3 separate regions of the Mus musculus genome follow, and regions 2 and 3 are each linked to region 1. The links are chromatin loops, found by intact Hi-C in ENCODE. Cell type or tissue: gastrocnemius. All regions are shown on one strand. Region 1 holds the start of Gm40475 (a long non-coding RNA gene). Region 2 holds the start of Mideas (mitotic deacetylase associated SANT domain protein). Region 3 has its middle 31 kb from the start of Mideas.

Region 1 (2,500 bases):
GGGCCTGTTCTTGACCAAAACGTATCAACAAGCCCAGGAGACCAGGTCAGCCACCTACTATGAATAATGCTAATGTAACTGATCCCCACCACAGCCTGAGGAGGGAGCTATTAGATTGAATCGTAAGGAACTGCTGTTTGTGGATCAGCTGAGTATCAGCAGCCAAGCATGACTAATCAAATCCTGATCCTTGCTGAATATTGAACGAACTGGGGTCTGAGCAGTTGGACTTGCAGGTCTGACAGTAAAGGGTGGACAGAGGATGAGAATCCAAACAGGAGGACCAACCAGCATCACTCCACTCCACTCCAGGGGGAGATAGCAGAGGTCGTCCTCCAGCCCCCAGTCCCCTATAACCCGCCACCACAGCCACCAGGGTCACTTACTAGAGCGGAGCAGGGTTCGATGGGCACTCTTTGGCGTGATAGGAGGAGGGGCCGGGATGTTGCTGGTTGATATGATGGCATTGAAGTAGAGGCCAGAGCCTTCCCGGACGGGGCTGAGAATGGGGGGTGGTGTGTAAGGGGGGGGCTCAAAGCTCCGCTCAGAGGGGTGGTCAGCAAGGCGCACGGGAGAGCGCAGGTGGCTCTGGTAAGGGGTGATGTTGGAGTAGACAGGAGGGGCGATGAAAGTGCCCGCCTTGGTGGGGATGATGAGGGGCTCCGGCCGCGGCCGCTGCTTTGGTTTCCGCATGGAAGGCTCCCCTTCCAACTTGACGTTCAGGTCTTCAGCCTGGAGAAGAAAACAAAATGAAGAGGCTCGGCCTCTTGTGGCCCCAGAAACCTGTCGTCTTGGAAGACGGAGAAAGCTTCGAAGCTCGGCTTATTGCCCCACCAGACAGTCACAGGCTAGCAAACCTCCCAGGAGGCCACGGTGAGGGGTTTAGGTTGAGGAAGCTGTCTGTCCTACTTTTACTTTTCTCTCTTTTCTTTTTAAAAAGATTTATCTATTCATTTCACATATGTGGTACACTGTCACTGTCTTCAGACACACCAGAAGGTGGCATCGGATGCCCATTACAGATGGTTTGTGAGCCACCATGTGGCTGCTGGGATTTGAACTCAGGACCTCTGGAACAGCAGTCAGTGCTCTTAACCACGGAGATATCTCCTCACTTTTTTTTTTTTTTTTTTTCTGAGACAGGGTTTCTCTGTGTAGTCCTGGCTGTCCTGGAACTCACTTTGTAGACCAGACTGGCCTCGAACTCAGAAATAAATCCGCCTGCCTCTGCCTCCCGAGTGATGGGATTAAAGGCGTGTGCCACCACGCCCGGCCATCCTCACCTTTAATGTGAGACTAGAACAGGAAATGCCTACCAGACCTGGGAGCTATGAAGATTAAACCAACCAGTCAGTATGTGGAAATGAATAAGCACATTTGTTTTTTGTGGGTGGAGATCAAATCCTTGGCCTTGCGTATGCTGGGCAAACACTACCCTACTGAGCAAAATCCCCGACCCACAGCACTTCTCCCTCTACCCTGGCGTTCAGATCCTCGGCCTAGAGAGGGCAGCAGAGCACAGGCGGCCCAGCCTCCTATGTAGCGATATGAGTGGATATATGGAAATCAATATTGTGTGGTTGCAATAACAGTTCTGTCACTACTGATGTCCAGAGTCTGTATGGGAGAGAAGCCCGAGTTTTGTGCCAAAACCTCAGCTAAGGCGTGACAGTCAGAAGATCTGCTACTATCAGAAGGTAGCTCACCCATGTTGTCAGAGGCTGGCCTTCCTAGCTTGCCCTTCTATATGGTATGCCTTATGAGCGTCTACTGAACAGAAAGCAGGGCCATCAAGAGAGAGCCTTTCTTAGTCCACGCTAACACTCTCCAAGGGGAAGCAGCAACTACGGCATCTCTGGTCACATAGTAAACAAAGGTCGGTCAAGTTGGCTCGAGTGCTGCAGGCTCTCCCCGCTTCAAGGATCCAGCTCCTTCAAGCTCATTCCAGCCAAGGGGGGCTCTCCTGCTGAGGCCCGGGCATGACCTTTTCTTTCTGTGTGTTCTCATGCTCCTTCTACGAATTAGGACAAACGGAGAATGTTCATCCCTCTGCCGGTAGGGGAACAGTAATGGCTACACAGGAGGAAACTGCAGAGGAGCCATGCTGCTTGCGTTTGTCAGTTTGACATCAACCAAACAGAGCAAGGAGGAGGGGCTCTCAGTTCAGAAACTGCCTCCATTAGATAGGCCTGAGGACAAGTCTATGGGAGAATCTCCTCAACTTCTAATTGATGGAGGAGGCCCAGGCCTCTGTGGGCAATCTCGCCCCTGGGCAGGTGGTCCTGGGTTCTCTAGGAAGGCAGCTGAGTGAGTCATGATGACCAAGGCAGTGAGCAGCATCCCTCCATGACCTCTGCATCAGCTCCTGCCTCCAGGTTCCTGCCTGCGTTCCTGTGCTGACTTCCCTCATGTCCGACTGTAAACTACAGGATAAAATAAACTCTTCCCTCCGCCACGGGTTGCTTTTGGTTTTAGCATTTATCACAGCAACAGAAAACTA
Region 2 (2,500 bases), 56 kb after region 1:
CACAATGCTCAGGCTGCCTAAGATATTTATTCTGTAGTAAATAGTAAAGAGAGACTGCTTTCCTGAGTAGCCAGACTCTCAGGAGATCAGCAAGCTGTCGGAGGTTAAGGGAGAGGCAAGGAAACAACCATCCAGCAAAAGTTAAAGGGTAAGAAGAATTCGAGAACAGCAGTTCAGGCCCAGATCTGTCCTAAGCATTTGCAATGCAAATCTGCGTTTTGTTCACCACCACCAAGAGCTTGCACAATAGCGTGTGTATAAACATCCACGCCAACAAAGCCTGACTGTGCAATCACGCAGTAATTACAGACCGGCAGAAAGCTGCTGCTAGGGACTGCACTATTCAAGCTCTAGACATCCCATCTCCAACTGTCCACGGCCTGTACACACATTCCTGCACACATCGCCCTGTCCCCGCCGCTGCTACAGCTTCAGGCACAAACCAAGGAGCCCTGGCGCCAGCTGCTGGGCCACGCCAAGACCCCTGCAACTATGCAAAGATGTCATAAACTTCTCAGCTGTTCTTTAAAGACCCAGAAGCACGAGGCTACCGAGGGCGGGCGGCGGGGAACCATCATCAAAGTTCCCAGGCAAACTCCTGCAGCCCTAGCCGTTTTAGAACACAGAAAAGAACAAGATGCCACGGAGTCCACTGGAAGCGGCTTTCTGGGTTTTATATAGAAAACACTCACATATGTACGTGGGTGTGCTGACAGTTTTTATGGCTAAATTGCAAAGTGTTAGGCCTTAGAGAGCTTACTGTTGGGTTCGGGGCTTGGGAGGGAGGGAGGAAAAGTGTAGAGTCGGGAGGGGCTCGTTTCAAGGAGGCCTGGGGGACAACTCGGGTTTTGCTGGTTGGAAATGGATAGGGCTGTTGACCCAAACTTCTGAGTTGCTCTGCTCTTCGTCACTGCAAGGCCGAGCAAACAAAAGTAGAGGGAAAGTTCCTGTAACTTCCTTCCTGAAACCTGGTGGAGGGCGGCGTAGAGGAAGGGAACGTTTCCCGGGGAAACACCGGGAAGGGCTGGAAAAGCAGCTGCACGCAACCCGAAGAGATGGGGCGCGGGGTGTAGGGCTGGCTCCGGTCGCAGGTCCGGGGAGGCCCCTTCCCGGCATCGCTGCGCTCAGGGGTGGCTCCCTGAGAGGGCTAGGCTGCAGCCAGGCCGGTCTAAGTCCCGAGTCAAAACAACCACCTCAGGGGCGCAACACCGGCCGAGATCTCCGCCACCCTGTCCCTCTCCTGCACCCCCACTCCCAGCGTCCCACGACCCGGCCCGCGCCGCCGAACCCCAACGAATTCCGGATCCCCCCTCCCGCCCCGAGCTCCACGTCGGCGCCCCCCACGGCGGGAAGGCCACCAGGCTCCCGCGACTCACCTGCACGCTGGATCCCTGGGCAGCTCCGAGGGGGCGCGGGACGCAATTCGAGCGCGACCAGCAGACTCAAACTTTGTTGCTCTCGGGACGGCGCAGTCGTCACTTCCTCGCCGAGCAGGCGGCGCGGTCCCGGCTGTGACCCAGCAGCTCGCGCGGCGGCGCGCAGGGCTCTGCAGCCTCCTGCCCCGCCCGCGCCCCGGCTCCGCGCGCCTCCGCGCGGCCCCCAGCCAGACCCTCGGTTCCCGGTGCTGCAGCGGCTGTGGAAGCTTCGTCCCTACCCTCACTCTGCTCTTGGGGAAAGTGCGATCGGAGACTTCCTGCTCTCCCTTGAGTCTAAAAGGTGGCGTTGGAGCCTAGGGGCTGAGTTCAAGGGACCCTAGGGGAAAAAGTCCCCCACCTACATTCCTCCTCCCACGCACGCGCGCGCACACATACAGTCGGGAGAGAGGGGAGAGATAATAAAGGTTTTCATTTCATTTGTTATTTGGACTAGAGAGGACATGTGTGAAAGCAGTGTACTATTTCCCTGAATAATGCTAGGCCAAACTCCAATCTCCCGTCCTCATGTCCCTTACAGGTCTGCACAGTTGTCAGTGGCTTTCCCCGGGTGGCACTTGTACACGATGTTACCATGCATTGTATTTCAGGAACTATGTCATCACCCACGTCGGGTCTGGGAAATAGTCGTTCTGTTCCCTTTCTTCTCAGATCCCCACCTCTTCCTTGTGCACTCAAGTCTCAGAATCTCTGGAGCCTGGTGCGTTCGGGTGTCATCATTAGCCAGAAGTGATTTTACAAGGTGGATCCTGGACGCAGGAGCTTCAGGCAATAGTAATTTTGAAGTTTATCACTGCCCAAAATAAATTTTCTCGGCGTATTAAAACTAACATCAACAGAGAGCTGCCTTTTGAGCCTCTGGCGACCAGTAAGAAAGCAGTTACACAGCAGTGCCCAAAGAAAGACTCCTAATTCCCTTAGGTTGGAGAGAGGACTAGGCTAGCCTTTGCTGTGTGTGTGTGTGGGGGGGGGGGGGGGGGGGGGAGGAGACAGCCAAAACTGCAGGGCAAGGTTTTCCTAACAGAAACGTTTAGTGAGGCAGAAGCTTGCTCTGGAAAACAGGGACC
Region 3 (2,500 bases), 86 kb after region 1:
ATGGTTCAACTCTTCAAACCTCAGCTTTCTGTTTCTTTGACCCTTTCTCAAAAGAGTCAGCAAATTCAATAATCAAACCTGCTTTTTTGTATGATTAAGTTTTCTGGAATATAGATTAGGCACCCCTGGAAGAATGGGACCCAAAGAATGATAATTTAAGTCTGATGTATCTTTTCATACAAAGTCATAACTTACATTCTTTTTTGAAAACTAGTCCTCAATGTGTAGCCCAGGATAGCCTCAAAACGATGGTCTCCCTGCCTCATTCTTTAAAGTGCTGGAATTATGGGCCAACAATTTATGCTTCTTGAACCAAACCACAAAAGAATGTAGTTAACAAGGGCTAAATTTACAGATTTCCTCAATGAGATAATTTACCTCCCTGGGGGGAAATGAGCTAAATCCTAGCCATACCAAATCTAGTCTCTCATAACACATACAACTCAAGGGCGACTCATTCACTCTTACAGATTTTTTTCTTTTTCTTTTTCCTTTTCCTTTCCTTTTTGATTTTCTTTTTCTTTTTCCTTTTCTTTTTCTTTTTCATCTTTTTCCTTTTCCTTTTCCTTTTCCTCTTCCTCTTCCTCTTCCTCTTCCTCTTCTTCTTCTTCCTCTTCCTCTTCCTCTTCCTCCTCCTCCTCCTCTTCCTCCTCTTCCTCCTCTTCTTCTTCTTCTTTGCAGACAAGGTTGAACTACCTAGCCCAGACTGGTGTCCTGCTTCTTGAGCTCCTGAGTGCTGGAATGATGGGTGCTGGCCACATTTGCTTTTTCTTTGGGTAATAATACTGTGTTTTTCTATTATATGCTTTAATAATACCATGTTGTTCTATTATATGCTTTAATAAAATTGTAGTGAGCATTATTTTACTGCAACAAGTCCTTATCCTAAATTCAAATGTATGTTCAGAATTTTTAGAACAAGCATCCAAAGGCAAACACTTGAATCTGTGCTTTGCAGAGTAACTTTAAAAATAAGCAGTCTCTAAATGGAGGCAAAGCAGGCAAGCTTCACGGGTCCTGCAGGTGGAGTCCAGCCCTACAATTTCAGGGCATGGGGCGCTTTGCCCAAGTGGACCACTCATGGTGCCTCTGCCCCCTTCTGGAAAAGTGGAGAAACTGCAGGCTCTGGCCACATGGTTCTTTAAGGCTAGGGACCCAGGAGAGATATTTGAGAACCCATTTGGAAAAATAGGCCTCATTGCTTAGAACTGTTCTGGAAGCACATGCCACGAAGCAAATAATCTTGATCCCTACCCATTTTTAAAAATACATATCTTGAGAAATTTAGTCAGACTTCGTGTAGGTATTTACATATATCGAGAGATGGTAGAAAATGTTGATTCTTTTAGAGCTCCCCACTCACATCTCTACATTGTATTGCATTGGCTTGTTTTGACTTTTTAAAAATCCTTTGATGCCCTGGAAAGCCCCTGAAAGACCCCACAAATTACTTCCTTATATTTGGGGAGCTTTTGTCTGTCTATGCTTGCCTGTTTTTCTATTATTGTTTTCTGTTCAATGTCCTTTACATTTTCAACACACACACACACACACACACACACACACACACACACACACACACACACACACACACACACTGCATAGCCTTGCCTGTCCTGGAACTCAGTCTATAGACCAGGCTAGTCTCGAACTCACCTGCCGCTGCCTCCCCAGTGCTGAGACTAACGGCATGGACCACCACTGTCTGGCTGAGCAAACACTCTTAACCACGGAGCCATCTCTCCAGCCCCTTTACACATTCTTATAAACTGTAAAACCCAAGTCATTCATATTAACCAATTCCTGTACTTTTGTGTGTGTGTGTGTGTGTGCATGTGTGTGCATGTATGCATGTGTGTGTGTGCACGTGTGTAAATCTGGAGGGCATAGGCAACCTTGTACAACTGGCTTTCTCCTGCCTTCATGAGAGCTCTGGAGATAGAACTCAGGCTTGAACTGAGCCATGTTGCTGCCCCTCTCTCTTCTGCCTCTTCTTCTTCCTGCTCCTCCTCTTCCTCCTCCTATTTCTTCTTCATTCTGTGTTCTTACTCATTTTGTGTTTTAGGGGTGCCATGGCACATGTATGGAGAGCAGAGAGCAATTTGTGGGACCTAGCTTTCTTCTTCCACCATGTAGGTCCTGGGGATAAAACTTAGGTGGTTGAGCTTTGAAGCAAGTGCTTCAATCCACTGAGCTACCCCACTGATTCCTTTATGCTTTTAAAAACTGTCTGTTCATGGTAGAAGTGGGTCATATGCACCATTTCCTCCCTGATGGGCCTGCTTGCTGTTTCTGTGTTCTGGCTTTTCTAAAATGCGGTGTTGATGCTCTTATCGATTTTTTTTTTTTTACTATGTAATCAGTAATAATATTTATTTTGTCCTTTTTACATTTTATACTTTAAGAGACTTCCCCTCAAGTCAGGTGTGGTGGCGCATGCCTATGATTCCAGCCCTTGGAAGGAGGAAACAGAAGGGCCAGGAGTTCAAGGTCACTCTCA

The links. A loop is a pair of places that touch in the nucleus more often than their neighbours do. Peaks named below come from ENCODE experiments on the same cell type or tissue, not always from the same donor. Only the 100,000 strongest peaks of a DNase experiment are listed, where the experiment ranks them.
Region 2: it touches region 1 in a loop (2.8-fold over the local background); 16 of 42 quality-filtered maps call a loop at or near these places.
Region 3: it touches region 1 in a loop (8-fold over the local background); 31 of 42 quality-filtered maps call a loop at or near these places.

What each region holds. Positions count from the first base shown.
Region 1 is chr12:84,161,870-84,164,369 of GRCm38, forward strand. It overlaps Mideas (mitotic deacetylase associated SANT domain protein), which reads right to left. Exons shown (of 13, transcript NM_001163501.1): 4 at 387-732. It overlaps Gm40475 (a long non-coding RNA gene), which reads left to right and starts at 1,204. Exons shown (of 2, transcript XR_872872.3): 1 at 1,204-2,500. In gastrocnemius, CTCF peaks have their summits at 66 and 1,511 (motif pointing right); a DNase peak (open chromatin) is centred at 1,509; H3K27ac peaks cover 560 bases.
Region 2 is chr12:84,217,399-84,219,898 of GRCm38, forward strand. It overlaps Mideas (mitotic deacetylase associated SANT domain protein), which reads right to left and starts at 1,483. Exons shown (of 13, transcript NM_001163501.1): 1 at 1,377-1,483. Gm46319 reads left to right here. Exons shown (of 3, transcript XM_030247050.1): 2 at 752-1,716; 3 at 2,085-2,254. The coding sequence ends at 2,166. In gastrocnemius, no CTCF peak of the experiment used is centred here; a DNase peak (open chromatin) is centred at 1,510; H3K4me3 peaks cover 2,338 bases; H3K27ac peaks cover 2,500 bases.
Region 3 is chr12:84,248,320-84,250,819 of GRCm38, forward strand. No RefSeq gene overlaps it. Among named protein-coding and RNA genes, the nearest start is that of Mideas, 31 kb to the left of the region's middle. In gastrocnemius, a CTCF peak has its summit at 1,094 (motif pointing left); a DNase peak (open chromatin) is centred at 1,074.